Regions from separate parts of the Homo sapiens genome. Here regions 1 and 2 are each linked to region 3. The links are chromatin loops, found by intact Hi-C in ENCODE. Cell type or tissue: GM12878. All regions are shown on one strand. Region 1 has its middle 210 kb from the start of LINC02650. Region 2 has its middle 120 kb from the start of LINC02650. Region 3 overlaps LOC105378399 (a long non-coding RNA gene).

Region 1 (8,000 bases), 110 kb before region 3:
TGAATAGTCCATCTGTTTTCTGCCATGTTTAATACCATTCACCATGTATCAAGCTCAGTTTCATGTGTAGTTCTGTCTCTGAGTTCTCTCTTCTATACTATTATTCTATTTGACTAAGCCTATGTGATATGGTTTGCATGTATGTGTCCTCCAAATCTCATGTTTAAGTGTGATCCCTGCTGTTGGAGGTGGGGCCTGGTGGGAGGTGTCCAGGTCATGGGAGCAGATCCCTCATGAATGGCTTGGTGAAGTCCTCACAGTAATGAGGGAGTTCTCACTCTCAATTCATGCTAAGATCTGGTTGTTTACAAGAGTCTGGGACCTCTGTCTTCTCTCTCTTGCTTCCACTCTTGCCACGCGATGAACCTGCTCCCGATTTGCCTTCCGTCATTATTGTAAGCTTCCTGAGGCCCTCACCAGGACCAGATGCTGGCACCATGCTTCCTCTACAGCATGCAGAACCATAAGCCAGTTAATCCTTTTTTCTTTATAAATTACCCCGCCTCTGGTACTTCTTTATGGCAACACAAAAATGAACTCACTGTGCAAATATCAAACTGTCTTAACTATTATAGCTTCTTATTGTTTGGCTGTACATATTCTTGGCCTCCTTTTCCCTTAGAATCTTAGAATCAGAACACTGAGTTCTATAAATACCTTGTTGAAATTTTGATCATAATCTCATGGTTTATGAAATAATTTTTTGATAATAACAATCCTTATAATGTTGACTCATGCTATAACTTAGCTCTTAAGTCTTTAGGTCATGTTTCGTTATTTTATCTCTATACATTATCTCTAATCCCATAGTTTTGTCTCCATACTGGTATTAAATTTTTTTAAATTATTTGTTGCTATGTGTTAATACACAATGGATTTTGAGTATTAATCTTGTGTCCAGCAATTTTGTGAGCTCTTTGGTTCAAATAACTTTTTGTAAAATCTCTTAAATTTTCTATGCAGATAAGCATATTTTCTATGAGTAACATTACTTTGAGTTCTTCATTTTTAAACTCCATGTCTTCTCTTTCTTTCCTAAAATTAGATTGTTGGTCAGTGTATTAGTCTGTTCTCACACGCTAATAAAGATATGCCAGAGACTGGGTAATTTATAAAAAAAAAAAAAAAAAAAAGAGGTTTAATGGACTCACAGTTCCACATGGCTGGGGAGGCCTCACAATCACGGTGGAAGCTGAAGAAGGAACAAAGGCACATGACAGCGGGCAAGAAAGCATATATGTAGGGGAATTCCCCTTTATAAAACTATCAGATCTCATGAGACTTATTCACTATCATGAGAACAACATGGGAAAACCTGCCCCCATGATTAAATTACCTCCCACTGGGTCCCTCCCACATCACATGGGGATTATGGGAGCTACAATTCAACACGAGATTTGGGTGTGGACACAGCTAAACCATATCAGCCAGAAATACTTGATTATCATCAATTTTATGTGGTTCAACCCAATATTAGTATACTGCCTCAAATTTCCAATGCAATACTGAATAGAAATAGTAATAGAGGGTATTCTTGATTTATAGCTGACTTTTTAGGCAATGCTTCTAGTATTTCACTGTTTAGCATGATAAATACTGCAGGCATTTAGTAAATACCATCTTTAGTTAGGAGACATTCCCTTTCATTTCTGTTTTAAAAGATTTTTAGTTACCTTTTTTCAACTATAACTACCCCTATGAGCCAGGTGTGGTGACATGCACCTGTAGACCCAGATACTCAGACACTGAAGCGAGAGGACTGCTTGAGCCCAGAAGTTCAAGGCCAGCCTAAGCAATATAGTTAGACCCTATATCTAAAAAAAAAAAAACAACAGAACAAACCAAAACAAAAACAAAGCAAACAAAACCTACCACTACATTTCTGGGAAGAACCTACATAGCATGAATTATTTCATAAATAATATGAATGTGTTTCGATATTCTCCTTCCCATTCTCTTTCACACAAACACACACACACTCAGACACCCCTAGGTTTAGTCTGCTAATAGTTCATTTAGGACTTTTGCCTCTCTGACCATAATTAACCTGCAAATCTTATTTTTCATGATGCCTTTGCCTGATTTTGGAATCAAGGTGCTAATGACCTTACAAAATTAACTGGGATGTTTTCCTTCTTTTCTATTCTCTGAAAATATTTGCATAAAGATTATCTATTGCTCAAAGGATTGGAAGAAGATGTCTGTACATAGTCTGGATCTATTTTTCATTAACATTGGAGCAACTGGGTAAATTGCTAATAACTGATTCACCTCTTTTTATGGGAATTTTATATTTCTTTATAAATTATTTTGATGAATATAGTGAATATAAAGGATTCTTCACTAAAATATTCAAATTTATCAGCATGCAGTTATTTATGATTTTTCTCACATGAAGTTTTAAAATTCAGATTCCCTTCAGCTTGAGGATCCCTGAGCCAACTAATTATAAAAATTAGAACTTCAACTGTTGGGGACACAAACCCATGGTCACAAATTATCCTAGGGAATGTTTTTCCTACCCAGGGTCCAAGCAGCAACAGAAAATTTTTTTGCCGTCTGCCTGTGTCTGTGTTGGAAAGTGCATTTTTTCTGGTTGTCTTTCCCACTCACCCACCGCGGTCCTTCTACCTTCACTGCTTTATGCAGGGGTCTCAGTTTCAGCATGCTGCCATGTGCAATGGCAGGACTTACTTTCATTCTGCATGCGTGTTTTCAGAGTCACACCCCTAGCTGGCTGAATTCTACAATCTGCGACCACCCACTAAGGCCACTGAAGGATTAGCTTCCATCCTTACCAGTCTGCTTTCCAGAAACCTTCTCATTTCTAGCACATACAAATTATGCTTTCTTTCTTGTAAGCTTAACTCTGCGTTTAAAAGAATGGTGAGTAATTTCAGAAAGCATTTCTAGTTCTGTAACAATGGCAGTGTCTCTGAGTTACGCATGTGAAATATAACAAGAAGTGAAAGTGTAGATTGGCTCCCAAAGCATCAGAGATTTGAGATCTGAGGAAATGGAGCCATCAAGACATTTAAAACCTAAAATTATGCGGGGATGCTTCATTGAGAAAGAAACATTTTAGCTGAGACTTGATGGATGTGTAGGATTATTTATACAGAGCTGGAAAGGAGAAAGAAAGCATGCTTGGTTATAAACAGATCTTCACAATGTAAATTTAAGGCAACTTCAAATGACAGCTATTTGAAGAAAACAGCCTAAACAAAAAAATCCTGAAGAAAATGGAGTAGACACACATTAGGTGAATAAGAAATAACTATCAAATGAATGAAAAAACCTCATGGTCAAGAGCTTTCAAATGAAACAAGACTGTTTATTCAGCTGTATGCAAACGCTGAGAGCATTACCTCAGAAAAGCCATTCCCACAACAACTGGCCGCAAACAAGACGCCGCTCTGAGTCTGTGTGATTGATACTACAGTAGAGGCCGATGGTGAAGTGGCTGGATCTTAGCTGGAAACTGGCCACTCCAGTGTAAGTGAGGAAGAAGATGTGCTCAAACAGAAGCCCAGTATCTGAGCAATGATGACTGTACAGAGGACACAAAGACCAAGGTGAAATGAACCCTTCTCATAAATGACATAAACATTAGCTAAACTTTATCCTACTCTAAGCACAAGTTCAAGCCTGCTTTCCACCTTGCAAAGTAGATCAGAGGCATTTTTATTCATGAAGTGGATAAAACCTGAGGATAAAAATCTTAGTGTTCTAGTTGTAAATGTAGCTTTTATGGATAGCATAAGAGCTGTGAACAAAGTGATAAAAGGAATGAGGGTGGCCAGACTGTGTTTCCGCATTCTTATTAAGAGAAGACAAATTCAAACACATAGTAAAGTGTTTTGTTTTGTCTTCTCACTTTGGTCCAAAAAAAAAGTGGGTGATAAAATAGTCTGAGAGCTAAATCCTTTTTGAAAGAGGAGTATTATTGGGTGATTCTAAACAGATGAAAGGATCAAGTCCTGTTCATATGAAATAAACACTACTTAAAACCAAGCTCTTTGAACATCTGCATCCAGGAGGAAAATCTTAATTATCTGACAAAAGGCCATTAAATCACTAAGATCTAAGCAAGTTGAACAAGTATTGAAAATCTCTCACCTTCCCTCCACCTTGCATGTAAAGACATCAGTGAAGGTTATTGAAGAAACAGGAGTTGTCTGTGTTGATCTCTGGATCCTCCGGTTGCCTCAGCAATCGACTCCTCAAGAGAAAGTATTGGAGTAAGAAAATCTACTGCAACTAAATGTTTCTCCACCATTGTAGTAAAATTTCTAGACTCAAATATGGAATTTTTTGGCTGTTTTCTACTTTTCCCATCAAACCGTTGTAGGGATCAGAGTTCATTCACACTCACCTTTAGTTGCTAAAAGGAGTATTTTGTGTTCAGGATGCAGTATTTTATTTCATGTTTTCTCTGAGAAAGAGAAGTGGACATGATCAAAAGAAAAAACGTTAAGAAGTTGTTGAGATCAGGTGGAATGGCCCACACCTGTAACCCCAGTGCTTTGGGAGGCCAAGGCAGGAGGATCTCTTGAGGCTAAGAGTTCAAGACTAGGCTCTACCAAAAAAAAAAAAAAAAAACTTATTTTAAAAAAGTTTTTGAATAATGGCATTATAAATGGAATACTATTCAGCCACAAAAAGAATGAAATCCTGTCATTTGAGGCAACATGGATTGAACTGGAGGACATTAGTCAAGTGAAATAAGCCAGGAACACAAAGTTAAACACCTCATGTTCTCATTCATATGTTGAAGCTAAAAAAAAAAAAAAAATTGATCTCATAGAAGTAAAAAGTAAAAGAGTGGATACTAGAGGCTGGGAGGGAAAGAGCAAAGGAGGGATGTGAAGATACAAATAGAAGATAATGTGACATTACATGCAGTGTGGCCTAGAAACTTTCCATTGAAATCCCCTTAGTAATATGTACATTCTCTTTCAATCTACATGCCGGGAGCCATTGCTCTGTGCAAGGCTCAGTGCTGGGCACCAGAGATAAATGTGACTTCGTCATCAGCCGTCTCTCCTCAAAGAATGCCCATCTTTGTGATAAACCTGAATTACATATATATCTACAAAACAGAAAGAGCTAAATGCCTTACCAGAGGAAGAGAGAAAGTACTTCAGGAGTTCAGAAGATTAGGAGGCCTTTTCCACCTCAGCATCTTCCAAAACAATTTCCATCACACTCCAGCACTATGGGAAGTTAGTAGAAGTTACGTTCAAAAATGGAGCTGAAATAAATTTGAGGAACACTGGCTGAAGAAATATTTAATAGATTTCTTTCACTAGGACTTCTCAGAACTTTTAATATTCAGGTATGCATTGCAGATTAGGCACAGTGGCTCACACCTGTAATCCCAGCACTTTCAGAGGCTAAGGCGGGAGGATTGCTTGAGTTCAGGAGTTCAAGATTAGCCTGGGCAACATAGCCAGACCTCATCTCTACTAAAAATCAAAAACAAAAAAAAAAAATAGCTAAGTGTGGTGGTCTGTGCCTGTAGTCCCACTTACTTGGCAGGCTTAGGCAGGAGGATTGCTTGAGCCTGGGATATCGAGGCTGCAGTAAGCTATGACCATGTCACTGCATCCAGCCTGGGTGACAGAGTGAGTTCCTGTCTTAAAAAAAAAAAAGTTACCTATTCTCACTACCCTCCATTTCTTCTTAAACTTACATCAATAAATCCTTTTCCCCCATAATCCCAATGAAACATCTCTCAAGGCTACCAATCTAAGATCAATTCTTCATCCTCTTACTATCCACCCTTTCAACAACTTTTGATATTGTGGCCCCTGGGACATTATTCTCTGTTGTTTCTCCTCCTATGTCACTGGACTGTCATTCTCAGTTTCTTCTGCTGGTCCCTACTCCTCTTCCTGACCCATTTTCCTAACTTCTCTGTCCTTTCAATTTTTTTCCAGTTGCTCTATCAATTACTGAAAAGGGGACCTTTAAAATTTCCAACCACAATTGTTGATTTGTCTATTTCTCCTATGTCACAATTTGCTTCATGTATCTAAAGCTCTTTTATTGGATAGATATGCATTTATGACTGTTATATCTTCTTGACTAACTGGCCCTTTCACATTTATAAAATATCCATCTTTAATGCTGATAATACTCCTTGTCATGAAGACTATTTTTTATGATGCTAATATAATAATTCCAGCTTTCTTACAATAATCTGCATAATATATTTTATTTCATTCTTTTACATTCAACTTATCTGTACTTTTATATTTAATTTGCATCTTATGTGGGTAATATAGATAGGGCTTTTAAAAAATATTATCTGACACTCTGCAGTTGTAATGTTTAAGCCATTGACAATGTAATCTTTAATGAGATTGCATTTAAGTCTAGCAACTTACTAATTGTTTCTATTTTTCTTATCTCTGTTTTGGTCCTCTGTACCTCCTTTCTTGCCTTCTTTTACAGTAATTATTTCCTTAAAATTAAATTTTAATTCTTCTGTTGGCTTTTTCACTGTATTTTACATTAACAGTTATCCTCGGGATTACAATATATATTCTAAAATTATTTTGGCTCTATTATAGTTAACATTATACCCCTACAAAAGAAAATTGAATAACCTTTCAACAGTAGGTTAGTCTAGTTGTACATAACCCTAAGCTTTTTAGTTTGTATTATTGTTCCCTTGCACTTTTTGGTTTGGTTTATTTTTAAGCAGTTTTCCTATTATGTATGTAAGTTTGGTGTTCTTTGTATTTTTTCTGTGTGGAGTTTCCTAAACTTTCTGAATCTGTAAATTCAGTATTTCACCAAATGTGAGAACTTGCCCACCTTTATTACTTCAAGCCCTTTTTGCCCCATTCTCTCTCTCTTCTCCTTATAGAACTACAATTAACATTTGTTAATTTTCTTGATGCTGTTCTATATTTCTCTGAAGTTCTCTTCATTTTTGTTAAATTTCTATTAATCTGTCTTCAAATGAGTCATGATTTTATGCTTTATTAAGTAGGATCTATAATCCTAAAGATTGTACCCTTAATCCTAGAATGTGTTGTCTTAACTCCTGTGATGTAATATTTGTTTCCAATAGAAAGTCTAAGGTACTTGGTGGCATCTCTGTACTCTATCTTATCTGAAACTCTCGTATCTCTTATCCTGTTCTCTGACACACCATTCAGCTTTTGACCCAAAGTAGGCAATCTCTGCTTGGCCTCGTAAAGCCTTTCCCTGTGTGTGGGCAGCTCAGCTCTTGTTCAAGGATCCTGCTATGGAGGACCCACGCTGTCCAAGCCCTTGTTCAGGGAATCATGCTGTAAGACATCCATGCAGATTTCTTTGGCACTCCCCACCTGTTTCCATGTAACTTTCTCTTCTCAGCTACCCTTCTGTGCAAATTCCAACTGCCTCAGCATCCTAGAACACTTATTTTTGAATTGTCAACTCACAGAGAATGTTGCTCCACTTGGGTCCACCTTCTCTGCTTTGTACAAGGAAAGTGCCTTCAGACAAAAAGCCACCACAATCACAAGGATCACCTTGTTTGTCTCCCTTCTCTCAAGAGTCAGCATCCTGTACTGTTTGCTGTCCAATGGCTCATATATTTTGTCTAATTTTATAGTTGTTTTCAGTGGAAGGAAACATCTAATGCCAGTTACTCTGTCACGGCTGGAAGGAGAGCACTCTGGAATTTTGGATAACAAATTCATTGCCACCCAAAATTCTACACCCAGTCACCATATGATTTATGTACAAGGCCAGCTGAAAGCGTTATACTTGCTAAGACTCAGAAAACATACCACCATATGTATCTTTCCTTAACAAAAATGCAAAGCTCTGCAACCTCCAAAAATGTGCAAAAACTCAATTATATTTAAGGTAAAATATAGAAATAATAAAGAAAGGAATAGAACTTGTAAAATTTGAGTTTTTTTCTAAATAACTATTGATGTAATTATAAAATATAATGCAAAGTAGAAATTTAAACTTTGAAAGAGAAGATATGAAGT
Region 2 (8,000 bases), 190 kb before region 3:
TGCATTAGTTCACTTAGGATAATGACCTCCAGGTTCATCCATGTTGCTGCAAAAAACATGATCTCATTCTTTTTTATAATGGCATAGTATTCCATGGTGTATATGTACCACATTTCTAAAACTTATTCTACCGTTGATGGGAATTCAGGTTGATTCTGTCTCTGCCATTGCGAATAGTGCTGCAATGAACATAAGCATGCACGTATCTTTATAGCGGAACAATCTACATTCCTTTGGGCATATACCCAGTAGTGATATTGCTAGGCTGAATGATGATTCTGTTTTAATTTTTTTAGAGAAATCACCAAACTGTTTTCCACAATCACTCAACTAATTTTCATTCCCATCAACAGTATATAAGCATTCCCTTTTCTCTGCATCCTTGCCAGCATCTGTTGTTTTTTTTACTTTTTAATAATAGCCATTTTTACTGGTGCAAGATGGTATCACATCGTGGTTTTGATTTGCACTTCTCTAATGATCAGTGATGTTGAGCATTTTGTCATATGCTTATTGGCTGTGTGTATGTCTTCTTTTGAAAAGTGTTCATGTACTTTGCTCACTTTTTAACGGGGTCGTTTGTTTTTTGCTTATAGATTCTGGATCAAACCTTAGATAGATGCATAGTTTGCAAATATTTTCTCTCATTCTTTAGGTTATTCGTTTACTCTGTTGATAGTTACTTTTGCTGTGCAGAATCTCTTTAGTTTAATTAGGTTCCATTTGTCAATTTTTGTTTTTGTTGCAATTGTTTTGGCATCTTAATCACAAAATATTTGTCAGGTCTTATGTCCAGAATGGTATTTCCTCAGTTATCTCCCATGATTTTTATAGTTTTTATAAGTCTTTCATCCATCCTGAGTTAATTTTTGCACATAGTATAAAGAAGGGGTCCAGTTTCAATCTTCTGCTTATGCTAGCCAGTTGTCCCAGCACCATTTATTAAATAGTGAGACTTTCCCAATTGTTTGTTTTCGTCAACTTAGTTGAAGATCAGATGGTTTTAGGTGTTCAACTTTATTTCTGGGTTCTCTGTTGTGTTCCATTGGCCTGTGTGTCTGTTTTTGTACCAATACCATAGTTTCAGTTACTGTAGCCTTGTAGTATAGTTTGAAGTCCGGTAACATAATGCCTCCAGCATTGTGCTTTTTGCTTAGGATCATCTTGGATATTCAGGCTCTTTTTTGGTTCTATATGAACTTCAGAATAGTTTTTTTCTAATTCTCTGAAGAATGTCCTTGGTAGTTTGATAGGAATAACATTGAATCTGTAAATTGCTTTGGGCAGTATGGCCATTTTAACAACACTGATTCTTTCTATCCCTGGGCATGGAAGGTTTTTCCATTTTTTATCCTACATGATTTCTTTGAGCAGTGTTTTGTAATTCTCATTTTAGAAATCTTTCACCTCCCTGCTTAGCAGTATTGCTAGGTATTTTATTCTTTTTGTGGCTATTGTGAATGGGATTGCATTTCATGATTTGGCCCCCAGCTTAGATATTTTTGGTATATAGGGATGCTACTGGTTTTTGTACATTAATTTTGTATCCTGAAACTTTGCCGACATTGTTTATTAGATTAAGGAGCTTTTTGGCAGAGACTATGGGATTCTCTAGGTATGGAATCATAGTCTTCAAACAGGGATAGTTTGACTTTCACTCTTCCTGTTTGCATGCCCTTTATTGAGGTTTTTTATTTCTTCCTGGTTCAATCTCAGTGGACTGCATATGTCCAGGAATTTATCCACTTATCTGGGTTTTTCAATTTACTGGTGAAAAGTCCAGAATGATTCTTTGCATTTCTGAAGTTTCAGTTGTTATGTTCCCTTTTTCATTTCTGTTTATTTATCTGTTTTTTTGTTTGTTTTGTTTTAGTCTCAATTCTATTTATGTCTGCTGTGATCTTTATTATTCATTTATTTCTACTAATGTTGGGTTTGGTTCATTCTTGATTTTCTGCTTCTTTGAAGTGCATCATTAGGTTGTTTATTTCAAGTCTTTCTGAGTTTATCATATAGGCATTTTTTGCTGTGAACTTCCTTCTTAGCACTGCTTTTGCTGTATTCCATAGCTTATGGTGTGTTGCATTTCCATTTTCATTGTTTCAAGAATTTTTAAAATTGCTTTCTTTATTTCTTCATTAACCCACTGGTTGTTCAGGGGCATGTTGTTTAATTTCTTTGTTTTGGTGTTGTCTCTGAGGTTTCCCTTGTTGTTCACTTCTAGTTTAATTCCCCTGTGGTCAGAGAAGATACTTGATATAATTTCTATTTTCTTGGAATTTGTTCACACTTGTTTTGTCATTTAAGACATGGTCTTTTCTGGAGAATGTTCCATATGCTGGCAAAAAGAATGTGTATTATATAGCAGTTGGGTGAAATCTTCTGTGTGTGTTAGGGCTGTTTGATCTAGTGTGTAGTTTAACTCCTGTGTTGTTTTATTTTCTGTCAGAATGATCTGTCCATTACTTAGACTGAGACATTGATGTCCCCTGCTATTATTGTATTTCAGCCTATCTCTTCCTTTAGATGTATTTTTTAGTCTATTTGTAATTTTTCCATTGGATTTTATACCTTCAAACATTTTCTTTTTGCACATTAGTGCTTTTTTTCTTTCAGATTGAAGAACTCTCTTTATCATTTCTTGTAAGAAAAGTCTGGTGGTGGTGAATTCTCTCAGCTTCTGTTTGTCTGGGGAAGACTTTATCTCTATTTCATATCTGAAGGATAAATTTGCTTGGTAAAGTATGCTCAGATGGCAGTTTTAGTTTTCTTTGAGGAGTTTGAAAATGTCATTCCACTCCCTCCTGGCCTGTATGGTTACCATTGAGAGGCCTATTCTCAGAGTTCTTGGAGTTATTTTATATGTTATTTGCTTCTTTTGCTGCTTTTAAATTTTTCTCTTTGTCCTTGACCTTTGAGAGTTTGATTACTATAAGCTTTGGGGTCATCTTACTTGGATCAAATTGTTTGGTGTTCTTTGACCTTCTTGTCCCTGGATATTTTATCCTCTTCAAATTTTGGAAAGTTTTCTCTTATTATTTCCTTGGATAAAATTTCTATCCCCTGCTCCTGCTCAGCCCCTGCCTTAGGGTTCTTTAAAGGGACAGAACTAATAGGATATATGTATATATGCAAAGGAGTTTATTAGGATAATTGACACACATGAATCAAGGTGAAGTCCCAAGATAGGCTGTCTGCAAGCTGAGGAGCAAGGAAGCCAGTCCAGTCCTAAAGTCTCAAAAGTTGGGAAGCCAACAAAGCAGCCTTCAGTCTGTGGCCAAAGGCCTGAGAGCCCCTGGCAAATCACTGGTGTGAGTCCAAAAGCTCAAGAACTTGGAGTCTGATGTTTGAGGGAAGGAAGCATCCAGCAATGGAGAAAGATGGAGGCTGGAAGACTCAGCAAGTCTGCTCTTCCATCTTCTCCTGCCTACTTTATTCTGGCTGCTCTGGCAGCTGATTTGATGGTGCTCACCTAGATTGAGGGTGGGTCTGCCTCTCCCAGTCCACTGACTCAAATGTTAATATCCATTGGCAACATCCTCACAGACACATCCAGGAGCAATACTTTGCATCCTTCAACCTAATCAAGTTGACACTCAATATTAACCATCACGGCCCCCTTTTGAACACCAATAATTTTTAGATATGGTATTTGAGGTTCTTTTCTGTATCTTGTAGGTTATCTTCATTTCTTCTCATTCTTTTTTTCTCTTCTCTGAGTGTGTAATTTCAAATAACCTGTCTTTGAGTTCACTGATTGCTTAATCTATGCTGCTGTTGAAATTAATTTTTTAGCTCAGCAAATGTATTTCTCAATTTCAAGATTTGTTTGATTTGTTACTATTTCAATTTCTGTTAACTTTCTCTGATACATTTCTGAATTGATTTTCTGTGTTTCTTGGAGATCACTGAGTTTCCTTAAAACTGCCATTTTGAATTCTTGGTCGGAGAGCTCACAAATCACCATCTCATTAGAATCAGTCATTGGATCCTATTAGATTTTTGCTTTGTCTTTTTGAGAAGGTCATGGTTCCCTGTTTGCTGTTGTTTCTTATGGGTCTATGTATATGTCTTTAAATTAAAGGATTAGTTATTTATTCCAGTCTTCTTTGTCAGGATTATTTTGAGTTTTATTGGATATGTTTACTTTGATATTCTTTGTACTTTACCTATTGAATGTATTTTTGTTTCCACTAGGTCACTGCCTCCTTTTTGTCAGTAGATGGAGCCTAAGCCAAGGTTTGCCTTGGCTCTAGCAAATGATCAGATGTGTGCCCATCTGGAATAGGTAAGGTCCCAAAAGGGCTATCTTGGCAGTGTGGAAAGGCTGTCTAGGGGAACCTGTGGAACATGCATTTTACAGCATGGTCCTGCTGAACAGCCACTCTGATTCATTGTGTTCTTTGGCCAAGTTATAGAACAGAGTGTCTAAGGCTGGGCATGGTAGTCCTATCTTCCTCCATTGTCTCTCGCTGTCCATAGGGATATGCCTCCATGCTTCCTGTGGGTTGAGGCATGGACAGTTCTCCTGCCAAAGAACCCAAGATGGTGAGAAAGTTGGTTGTCCAACTCAATCTCACTTTTTCCAGTGAAGAAATTATGAGTCAGGGAAAAATTTCCACATGCCTGATACCAGGCAGATGGAAGAAAAGGTGTCGGAGATATGAAAGTCTTATTCTCTTGCCATCTGGTCAGAGATTTTTAACTTTTCTATGGCCCTGGGGACTGACTCATCCTCATATTTGAGTTCTAGGATGTTGCTGGTGATAATCTCAAGGCTATGTATTTGTTTTTGGTTTTCTGTGGGAGGAGTGAAGCCAATGTGTGTCTACACCTCTATTTTCATGCCAGAAATCTCTGCCCATTTTAATTTTTGAGGCAACATATACACATTTGGGTGTGCACTTTGTTAAATGTGATTAATTGAATACACACTTTGATGAATTTACCTAAATAATGTGGTCGAATTAAAGTGTAACCTAGAGTAAGGAAGGTGTGTTAGGCCATTCTTGCATTGCTATAAAGAAATATCTGAGGTTGGGGGGCTGGGTGCAGTGGCTCACTCCTATAATCCCAGCACTTTGGGAGGCCAAGGTGGGCAGATCATGAGGTCAGGAGATGGAGACCATCCTGGCTAACGCAGTGAAACCCCGTCTCTACCAAAAATACAAAAATAATCAGCTGGGCGTGGTGGTGAGCTCATGTAGACCCAGCTACTCGGGAGGCTGAGGCAGGAGAATGGTGTGAACCCGGGAGGAAGAGCTTGCGGTGAGCCAAGATTGCGCCACTGCACTCCAGCCTGGGTGACAGAGCAAGACTCTGTCTCAAAAAAAAAAAAAAAAAAAAAAAAAAAGCAAGAAATATCTGAGGTTGGGTAATTTATAAAGAAAGGAAGCTTAATTGGCTTATGGTTTTTCAGGCTGTACAATCATGGCACCAAAATCTATTTGGCTTCTGGGGAGGTTTCAGGGAGCTTTCACTCATTGAGGAAGGTAAAGTGGGTGCAGGAACATCATATGGCAAAAGCAGGAGCAAGAAGGAAGGAGGCATGTCACACTTTTAAAAACCAGATCTCACAGAATTCACTCACCCCTCACCAAGGAGATGGTGCTAAGCCATTCACGAGGGGTCTGCCCCCATGATTCACACACCTCCCGCCAGGCCTCACCTCCATCACAGGGCATTACATTTCAACATGAGATTTGGTGAAGACACAGATACAGACCATATCAGAAGGGTTTTCAGATGTCTCAGACTGTCTATCTATCTCAAGCTTTAGAACATAGTGGATGCAGTGATTATCTTAAAGTATTTTTAGAAGATTGGGATGCTTCAAGATCTCAGGCGAATACTCAACCAGGAGAAGTACAGCAACACTCTCAGGATTTGAAGCCAATCCATGCCTGTATTATTCTTAAATAACAGCTCCTGACTTGCTATTGGCTTTTGGTAAAAACTTAATGCCCAATAACGGGGTACCAGAAGAAGATAACACCAAGGCTTTCCATCACAAACCAAGAGTCATCTGATCCATGCAACATTAAATTAGGCACTCCTAGCAGCTCACCATCATCACGTAGAAGTGAAATATAAAAGCCTGGGCCCAAACAGGTCACAATCAAATTCTAGAAGCACTCTCAATATGCCTACTTCCCTTTTACTATCCCACCTTGACCCACACCCATGGCCTCATTGAGAGTTTCCTATTACCAGCTCACTGGGACAAGATCAGTGAGAATCAACCACCTCCACACAATATGTTGTCATGTGCCAAAACTGAAGTTCTTTGGCATTAAAGCCCCACTTGGGGACTCAAAACACTGGGAAAGAGATATTCTTCCAGTGATTAGAACTTTGATTAGTACATCTTCTTCACTGTTTCTAGAAGGAGAGAGAAACTAGAAAGTGCTTAATGGCCAGGGACTTCGAAGGAATGAGATTGCATAATTTGTGATAAGGACATTTGTATAAGAGTTATGAAGACAGACCTCTTAAAACATGCTCATGTTATGAGAATATCTGAGTCCCATATGAATTTCATTTTTAAAAAACCCTTTATGCAAAAGCTCTTAATGATTCATTTGGTATTCTTTACCTACTCTGTATAAGACAATAAGCTTTCTTCCCTCAGCCACCCCAGTGCTGAGACTCATTAACAAAGTGGTCAAGGAAACAGGAAAGTTATGCATGAATTTTTAAAAATTGATTTTTCTTCACTGAGGTTTATCTGACTATTGCTCCCTTGAATTTGTTTGCCTTTTCTGCTGTTCTTCTGATAGCACCATCATACTTGAATTTATGGAATGCTTTTTCATCATAGTTTTACACACAAGATTGCATCTTCAACAAAGTCTCATTTTTTCTATTAAATAGGGAAGCATTTCTTCTAAGCTCATTGGGGTCCATTGGTATTATTGCATACCTTCTCATCTATTGGCAATGACTTATAGAAGACGTGGATATTACACACAATGAGATACAATAACTTGACAGGTTGGCCTCTGTCCTTGAGAGCAACTTATGTTCTAATCAAATATATATATATAGGCTATGGGATAAAAATCATGTGTGTGTGTGTGTGTGTGTGTATGTGTGTGTGTGAGTTTTATCTCATAGCCTAAATAAAAAGGTGGCAAAATAAGAGATGGAATTTGTAATAGAATATCTCACTATCACAATGAATTCCCCATTCATAGTATTTCCGTGATACTTCTCCTTCATTAAAAGTTTTAAGACTCAACAGAGAAATACTTCCTCTAGGAAGCATAACTTTATTTTCATCGAATTAGAAGTTGAAACAGATAAATGGTCAGTTTTTGACTCCTCATGCTCTATATGACCATATCAAAAAAAAAGAAGACATTTACATCACATTACATTTTTTACAATAAAATCAATTTTGACCATCAATGAAAAAGGGAGAAATAAATAGATAAGTATGTATAAAGCCCAAGGATTCCCTAGGAAGTTTCCTTATACTACCATGTTCTTAGTAAAATGTAACAGAAAATTACTGTAGCCAAATGCATGAAGGACCACTGAGGACCAAATCTCTGAAGAATTAGCATTTGGGTGACATCATTTGCAAAGAATCTTGACCAACTAAAAATTTCTCTGAAGAAAAAGAGAATATGCAGCAGTTAATACAACTCATAAACACAACTTAAGGTCCTATTACCATTAAGGAAATAAGGACTTTAGCTATTCTTATTGCTATGTCACATTTTTAGTGCTGTAAGTAATGTCTCTTTTATTTTTTCTTCTTTACCCTATTATTGTACATAGAGTATATTAGTTGTTGTTAACTTTACAATTTAATCTCTTGGTCATATTATATTGATATAAGGTCATACAGAACTAGAGGAGAAGTAGACACTGGACTTGATGCCAAAAGTAGTAACTGGGAAATATTTGGTATTGCCTTTCTTTGAGGATGGGGTAAATTTTAATCAATGGGCCCTAATTGCTTTACTTTAGCTGGGAATGTATTTGGGAAGGGG
Region 3 (8,000 bases):
GATCATCGGGTGTCCACAAAACTGCTGGTTAAACATAATTTTTGAATGTGTCTGTCTGTGAGGGTGTTTCTGGATAAGATTAGCATTTGAATTGGTAGACTGAGTAAAGTAGATGGCCCTCCCTAGTTGGAAAGGATGAGCCTTTCCAACCAATTAAAGACCTGAATAGAACAGAAAGGAGAGAGAGAGAGAGAGAGAAAAGGAAAGAAGAGAGAAAGAGAGAGAGAAAGACAGAAAGACAGAAAGAAAGAAAGAAAGAAAGAAAGAAAGAAAGAAAGAAAGAAAAGAAAGAAAGAAAGAAAAGAAAGAAAGAAAGAAAAAGAAAGGAAGGAAGAAAGAAAGAAAAGGAGGGAAGAAAAGGAGGGAAGAAAGAGGAAGGAAGGAAGGAAGAGAGAGAGAAAGGGAGGGAAGAAGGAGGAAGGAAGGAAGAGAGAGAGAGAAAGGGAGGGAAGAAGGAGGAAGGAATGGAAGGAAGGAAAGAAGGAAGGAAGGAAAGAAAGAAGGGAGGGAGGGAGGAAGGAAGGAAAGAAGGAATTCTCTCTCTCTCTGCCTGACTGGTTGAGCTGGAACATTGGTTTCCTCTGCTTCTGGACTGAACTTCACACCATCAATGCTCCTGGTTCTCAGGCCTTCAGACTCAGACTAAAATTACACCACCAGCTTTTCTGTGTGCCCAGCTTGCAAACAGTAGATCATGGGACTTCTCAGCCCCCATAATCATATCTATTGGTTCTGTTTCTCTGGAGAACCCTGATTAATACACCCTGGTTCCAGATCATTGGTCCAGGAGTGACTCAAGATAAGCAAGTCGGACATCTTTCTTCAGGAAATTTCAATTTGGAACTGAGAACATTCAGTCTGGTCCAATCCATTGAAAAGAGGAAATGAAAATCCAAGTGCTATGTTGAGGGCTTACCACGGTTTCTACCATGTGACCTGGTGGCAGACAAGGCCTGACCACAAAGAAAGAGGAATGAGGTGGCCTTCAGGGGTGAGGAAGGTGGACAAGGTCTGCAAACACTGTGGGCAACTCTGCTTCTAGTTCCCATTCATTCCTGAGGGCTGGCCGTCTCTCTGTCCTGTGCCCTCCTAGACCAATCTGTGTGCTTTTAACAAATCTCCCCTTTTATGCTTAAAGAAGATCTTGTCGATTCCTTTTCCATGGAACTGAAAGAACCCTAACTATTCAGGGTCATCTGATCAAAGCAGGTCTGGAGCTTCCTAGTGGTCTAGTTTCAGAAATACAACATGAATCCTGGGGAGGTTTGAGGACTGAATAATGAACACATCCTCCAGTTTTTCCCCTCCCAAGTGCCAGTGATCTCTTCTTTCAATTTGAAAGAAACCGAAAAACTATTCTAAAGTAAGTCTCAGGCAAGAATCGGAAGAGCCAGAAATCTATGTTCTTAGCTGAAGAGCTCAGAGGGCTGAAGCAGAAGGATGGCTTGAGCCCAGGAGTCTGAGGCTATAGCGTGCTGTAATCGTGCCTGTGAATAGCCACTGCATGCCAGCCTGAGCAACACGGCAAACCCTATCCCTTAAAAAAATAATAAAAATAGGCCCAACGTGGTGGCTCATGCCTGTAATCCCAACACTTTGGGAGGCCAAGGCAGGCAGATCACCTGAGGTCAGGAGTTCAAGACCAGCCTGGCCAACATGGTGAAACCCCCTCTCTACAGAAATACAAAAATTACCCGGGCATGACGCAGGTGCCTGTAATCCCAGCTACTCGGGAGGCTGAGGCAGGAGAATCGCCTGGACCCAGGAAGCAGAGGTTGCAGTGAGCCGAGATCACGCCATTGCACTCCAGCCTGGGTGACAGAGCAAGACTCCGTCTCAAAAAAAAAAAATAATAATAATAATAATAATAGCCACACATAGTGGCCTACACCTGTTATCTCAGCTACTTGGGGGACTGAAGTACGAGGATTGCTTGAGCCCATGAGTTTGAGACCAGTCTGGGAAACACAGGAAGACCCCAACTCAAAAAAAAAAAAAATTTAGGCCAGGCATGGTGGCTCACACCTAAAAATCCCAGCACTTTAGGTGGCCAAAGCAGGAGGATCCCTTGATGCCATGAATTCAAGGCCAGCCTGAGCAACATAGCAAGTCCCCATCTCTACCAAAAAAAAAAAAATTAGAGCAAAAATATAGACATAAAGCAAGAACGTTCATGTGGGGCCACACAACAGCATGGGGTTTAAGGCCTAACAATAAGATTCAATATTAATTGCTGCCTTGATACATGGCAAAACTGGGAGGGCCTGGAATGTCCTAACCACAAGTTCTCCTCTTCCTTCACACCATGGATAAGAATCCCTTGGCCGGGCACAGTGGCTTACGCCTGTAATCCCAGCACTTTGGGAGGCCGAGACAGGCAATCACGAGGTCAGGAGTTCGAGACCAGCCTGGCCAACATGGCAAAACCCCGTCTCCTACTAAAAATACAAAAATTAGCCAAGCGTGGTGGTGTGCACCTATAATCCCAGCTACTCAGGGGGCTGAGGCAGGAGAATCACTTGAACCTGTGAGGCGGAGTTTGCAGTGAGTCAAGATCACACCACTGTACTCCAGCCTGGGCAACAGAGCAAGATTCCATCTCAGAAAACAAAAAAACAAAAAACAAACAACAAAAAAAAAGAATCCCTTGCCAAAAGACCCTTATCACCAAATGGACCAGGTGCAGCTCCTCCTTATCCCTGCGTGGGTAGTCTTAGTTCCCTCCCAGCCCATAAAACATTTCAGACAAACTAACCACTTCCCCTGTGGGAAGCAGGAGTCCCCCTATCCTCTTGATACCACAGAGCCTGCCTCCCACAGCCTCTGTTCCCAAGTTCAACTCCGTTGTGGCCCTGTGTGGCACAGTGTCTTTCTCCCCAGGCCATGAGTGTGTGTGATAAATAAACTAGTCTCAACCTCATCTGTCCAGTGCTGGGCTGTTTGTCATGTGTTTGACTATCCCTATAACCCTAGGATTGTTCCCCCGTGGGATGAATGGGAAGCAATTCAAACACAGCAGCACAGAGATGGGCCAGAGGAGGGCCTGTGTAGGTAACATGCACTTACACAGACAGGAGTAAGAGCCTTCTCTGCAAGGAACACCCCACCCCCACCCCACCACCCCAGGCTCCCAAGGACGTGGGAAAATTCACTCTGAGAGCAATGGGGCATGCCTGAAGCCGCTTGCCAGTTATAGCACCACCTGCTGGGGTCTTGTGCAAAGTGATCTATTGAGAATGGCAAGGTCCAGCCATCAAATGGTTACTAGACCATTAACTTCAGCATAACCTATATAGAAGAAATGATCGCCAACCTACGCAGAGGTTCTCATGTTAACATTCAATACTTACTTATTGAAAAGGTTTTTTAAAATGCTCAGCCAAATGAGAGCAGGCAAACTGTTTTTCTTCTAATTACAGCCACGTGCATCTTTTTCTTAGTTAATTTTCTCAGCTCTGATGATTGTCTTCAGTGGGTTCTTGACTCAATCTAAGTGAGTTCATCTGTAAAACAGGGATGATAATAGCACCTACTATACGGGGCTACAATAATAGCTGCATAGCACTTAGAGCAGCTTCAATACACACAAGATCTTAGTAAGAATTAGAGAAACATTTTTTTTTTCTTTTAAGTGGAACCTTGACTGTTCCTGACCTTTGAGAATGTCTACTCAGTGAAACCTCCACAGAGGTACAATCCATCCAGGAAGACAAGGATAACTCAAATGAATTGATGAGAGAACAAGACTACATAATGCATGATCGAAAGTGTTAAAATGTGCAGAACTGACAATCTTTCCAAACAGACAAGGGGGAGAAAAAGAATAGCATGGGCTTGGCCTGCCAGCTAAGTTTTAGAGAAAAAGAACTTGATCTTGGCCTCAATGATGCATAAAATTGTTAGAAAGAGAGGAATGGTGTTACATATGAAATGAATCTCTAGTAATTTTTCACTAGGCACTGGCTTATGGTCCCGGAAAATATTGTAATTGGCAAAACTGCATTTGGCAAAATCATGTTTAAAAATGGAAATGTCATTAACAAGTTTATCTATAAGATATATTGAATATATATTTATCTATTATACCCTAACTCAAGCCTAACCCCTCCAGGAAGGTGACCTTCTCTGAGAACCCGTCACTATCTCCTGTGGGTCACCAATGGACCAAGGCACACTTCTATGTGGCCCTCAAACTTCATAGCATAACTTACCTGCATCTCAAGCTTCAATCTCTAGCCACAAACTCAACTGTCAAGTGAATATAACTTTCTTTACCTTTTGTATGAATGACTCAGTTGCAGCTTAAGATGGCATTATTTCCAAGAGACTTATGTAGTGCCAAAGCAGCAACAGGAGCAGAAACCCAGGTCCTCAAAGTCATCTATCCATGTAAGCTGTCTGCCACCCTGTCCAGCCCTAGATTTTTGGTTCATGTGAGTTGGCCGTGGGTCATTGAGACAGACCCTGTCATCGTGTTCTTCAGACTCAGGGCCTATCTCCACTGCTTCCCTGCCTTTCTAGGCACGCAAGAACCATCCTGCAGCTAAAGTCCCTGACCCACTGCCGTTTCTTCTCTGCAGTTCAGCCACTTTCCCAGGACTGAACCCAGTAGAAGGGTCCTGGGGTTCTCAATATCAGTGTTCTTATCATTTCTCCAGCTCTCTTTCTGTCCCTCAAGCCAAAGGGCCTCTTTTCTAGTCTAAAGGTTGCAGTAGGGTTATTCATTTTGTCCCTGAGTATTTGTTCTAGACCATGAGTCTTTTCTGTTCCCCATAAATCTACCCCATGTGTCCTACACTACTTCACCTGCCCACACTGCACTCCTTTGGCTCTCCACACCTTCAAGTCCAAAGAAGTATGTTACATTTTTTTTCATGGGAGTTGGGGTGCATTCCGTTCCTTTCCTAAGCTGCAAAATAATGTATAGGATTTTCAACTATTTATGAGGCCAAAAGAATAAGATAAAATATTTGTGTGTTCATGTATGCTTTTATGAGTTTATTCACAAATATCTCCGCAAGTTAATTTATGCACATATGCTAACAAATAAGGAAGCAGGCTTTGCTCCAGGGGTGAAAAGGCCTTGTGTTCTATCAATATCTTCAAAACTTTCCAAACAGCTGTTGCACTAGAATCCTTGTCTCAAAGTCCACCTCTGGAGGAACCGAAACTATGACAATCAAATGGCTGCTGAAGGGAATGATGCCTGCTGGAAGTTACTCCGCATAAAGAAAATACCAGGCAAAGGGTCAAGACTGATCTTAGCAATGGAAGCTCCACAGGTGTTTTCTAAATTAAATACCCCATGACTTTGCCTGGCCTACATTGACATTAAACTGCTTAATATACATGGAAATGTTTTCCAAAATCAGCAAACTAACAATGGTTTTATAATACAAAAAGGTGATTTTCTAGATACCAGTGATTCTCAAATTGTGGCTGATGGACCAACATCAGTATCAGGGCATTTTGATAGAAATAAAAATTCTCAGGCCCACCCCAGACCTTAGAAAGTCTGGAGGTGACTCCAGCAATCTATGCTTTAACAAGCATGCCAGGGGATTCTGATGCACACTCAAGTTTGAGAACCACTGATATATGCTTCAGAAAGGTGACCAGGACAGTGAACTTTGTGAATGATCAGGCTCAACAGGAAGGTGAGGCCACATCATGGGATAGTGGAGCTTTCTGCCACTTATTGAGTTTGCTTTGGGGCATGTCATTTATCCTTTCTGAGTTTATATATAGAGAAAGACTACATTATATACATATATATAGACTACATTATATATGAACTAGTTTACATATGTATGTTGTAACATATATATGTTCATACATATAACATATATATGTTCAATATATATGAACATATATGTGTTAACTAGTTCATACCTCACATGAGCTACCACGAGAATGAAATGTAGCATGTGTTTGAAAGGTCCTCATAATTGGTTGTTGTTGTTGTTGTTGAGAAGGAGTTTTGCTCTTGTTGCCCAGGCTGGAGTGCAATGGCACGATCTCTGCTCACTGCAACCTCTGCCTCCCCAGTTCAGGGGATTCTCCTGCCTCAGCCTCCTAAGTAGGTGGGATTACAGGCGCCCACCACCACGCCTGGGTAATTTTTCATAGCTTTAGTAGAGACAGGGTTTCACCATGTTGGCCAGGCTGGTCTCGAATTCCTGACCTCAGGTGGTCCACCCACCTCGGCCTCCCAAAGTGCTGGAATTACAGGCATGAGCCACCGCGCCAGGCCGGGTCCTCATAATTGTTAAAAAGCCATAGAAATATGAGGTAAGCAGGCAGCCAGCTTTTTAAAAAACCAGCAACCACAGCAGAGAACAGCTTGATTGGAAGTTCCAGCACATTCTAAACAGCACTCTGAGGGCCTGAACAGCTGCTGGGATCAGCCCCACATCTCAACAAATGCAACAGCCATTTGCCTGCCCTTGCTGACACGCAGGAGAGCATCTTTCCTCCGTTGCCTGCAGTCTCCGGGGACTGGGCTCTGAGAGCAGGCAGCCACTTCTGCTTGATGTCCTCCCTTCACTGTGACTACAGATGGTGATGACTTACAAAGGGCATGTTTTAAAGATGTCTGGCTCAGCAGTTTCTCACTGCACTGTCTTCAGATGCACTGGTGACAGAGAAAAGAGCAAGGAGGCAAGGAGGAATGAGAAGAGGGCTGGATCAACTGGCCACAACCTGTCAGCTTCCTCTTCCTGTCTCACCTTGGCTTCCTGGAAGGCTTTTGCTGCTACTCCTCAGATATGAAGGGGTAATTAGGTCACAGACTGAGTAGGGTGTATGACCTGAGAAGGAGGCTGGATTCAGAATCGGGTAAGCAGTTTGCTCATGCCTCTTCCCTGTTTACAGAACAAAAGTGTGCAGCCTCCAAACAGCCCTGAGCCCTGCTGGGAATGGCTGTCAGTAGGTTCTGTGGAGAGCAGGGGCCACAGCACATTAATATCAAAGAGCTCTCCCTCCTCTATAGGTAGACTGTCACGATTCAGCCTCATCTTCTGGAATCCCGATTGGTCTTCGAGGCTGACTACTGCAGAAAAACTGATGAGCATAAAAAATCTATTATGACAGGGCCATGATGGGTTCAGCAGATTTCCCCGACATTTAGGCATCCTGGATTGAAGGCAGGTTTCCCTCACTACCTACATCTATCATAGTACTGAGATTTTTGAGCAAAGAAAAAGAGCAAACAAGGGAGACCTCCTTGTTGTGGATTTTGTTTCTTTGAGTCTAAAAGCTGGGGAGAAGTAATGCTAGTTTACAAAATTAGCTAGGGGAAAAATTTTCTGCAATTGACATTTTTCTTCTACAAATTCAGACGAGCTAACCTCCAAATCACTTCCAATTCTGAGATTCAAGCATCCCAGCAATTCTATTTGCTAGAAAATATAGAAGACTACAGTCCTTGGACACACAGAGTTGCCATTTTAAGCATAAAATGCTGGGAGCTATTTTTACTTAATACCTAAGATTATTCTCAGGTGTTTAAGCCTTTCACCTAAACAGCACAGCCTGGTTCAAGCTTCAGAAGCACAAATTGAAATGGCATTACACTTTAAGCTCCCTGGTTCTGACAAGAGACCAAGGGGAAGAAAGGGCAGCTACAACTGTCATGCTAAGGAGGAAGGATGAACAGTTGCCTTTCTTATGGCTCTGGACAAATTTTGTACATTGATTTGGAGCTCAAAACAATCCCAAGGAAGGAGGGAGGACAGGGTGTGCTTCTGGCCTCCTGGCTCCATACAGATGGCTCCAAAATATCACTGGCCCTGGCACTCTGGCCAAAAAAGACCAAGAAATGGAAGAATAATCCAAAAAAAAAGGAAGAATAGCTCAACCCTGTGGTTTTATAAACACAATTTCTCTCTTTTCTTACTAGAGCTCTCCTAAGACTGCAGCTATGGTTTTTCATATTCTTTATTTGTACAGATCCCAATTTAGCTCAAGCAACAAAATAAACCATAGCTCTCAATTAAATA

The links. Peaks named below come from ENCODE experiments on the same cell type or tissue, not always from the same donor. Only the 100,000 strongest peaks of a DNase experiment are listed, where the experiment ranks them.
Region 1: a loop joins it to region 3, with 2.5 times the contacts of the local background. A loop is called at or near these places in 2 of 110 quality-filtered maps.
Region 2: a loop joins it to region 3, with 2.5 times the contacts of the local background. A loop is called at or near these places in 2 of 110 quality-filtered maps.

Annotation. Positions count from the first base shown.
Region 1 is chr10:83,883,648-83,891,647 of GRCh38, forward strand. No RefSeq gene overlaps it. Among named protein-coding and RNA genes, the nearest start is that of LINC02650, 210 kb to the left of the region's middle. In GM12878, no CTCF peak of the experiment used is centred here; no DNase peak of the experiment used is centred here.
Region 2 is chr10:83,797,958-83,805,957 of GRCh38, forward strand. No RefSeq gene overlaps it. Among named protein-coding and RNA genes, the nearest start is that of LINC02650, 120 kb to the left of the region's middle. In GM12878, a CTCF peak has its summit at 4,211 (motif pointing right); no DNase peak of the experiment used is centred here.
Region 3 is chr10:83,989,395-83,997,394 of GRCh38, forward strand. It overlaps LOC105378399 (a long non-coding RNA gene), which reads right to left. Exons shown (of 4, transcript XR_946148.2): 2 at 3,351-3,503. Among named protein-coding and RNA genes, the nearest start is that of GHITM, 150 kb to the right of the region's middle. RefSeq lists enhancers at 696-845, 6,550-6,719. In GM12878, a CTCF peak has its summit at 3,207 (motif pointing left); DNase peaks (open chromatin) are centred at 907 and 3,127; H3K27ac peaks cover 1,765 bases.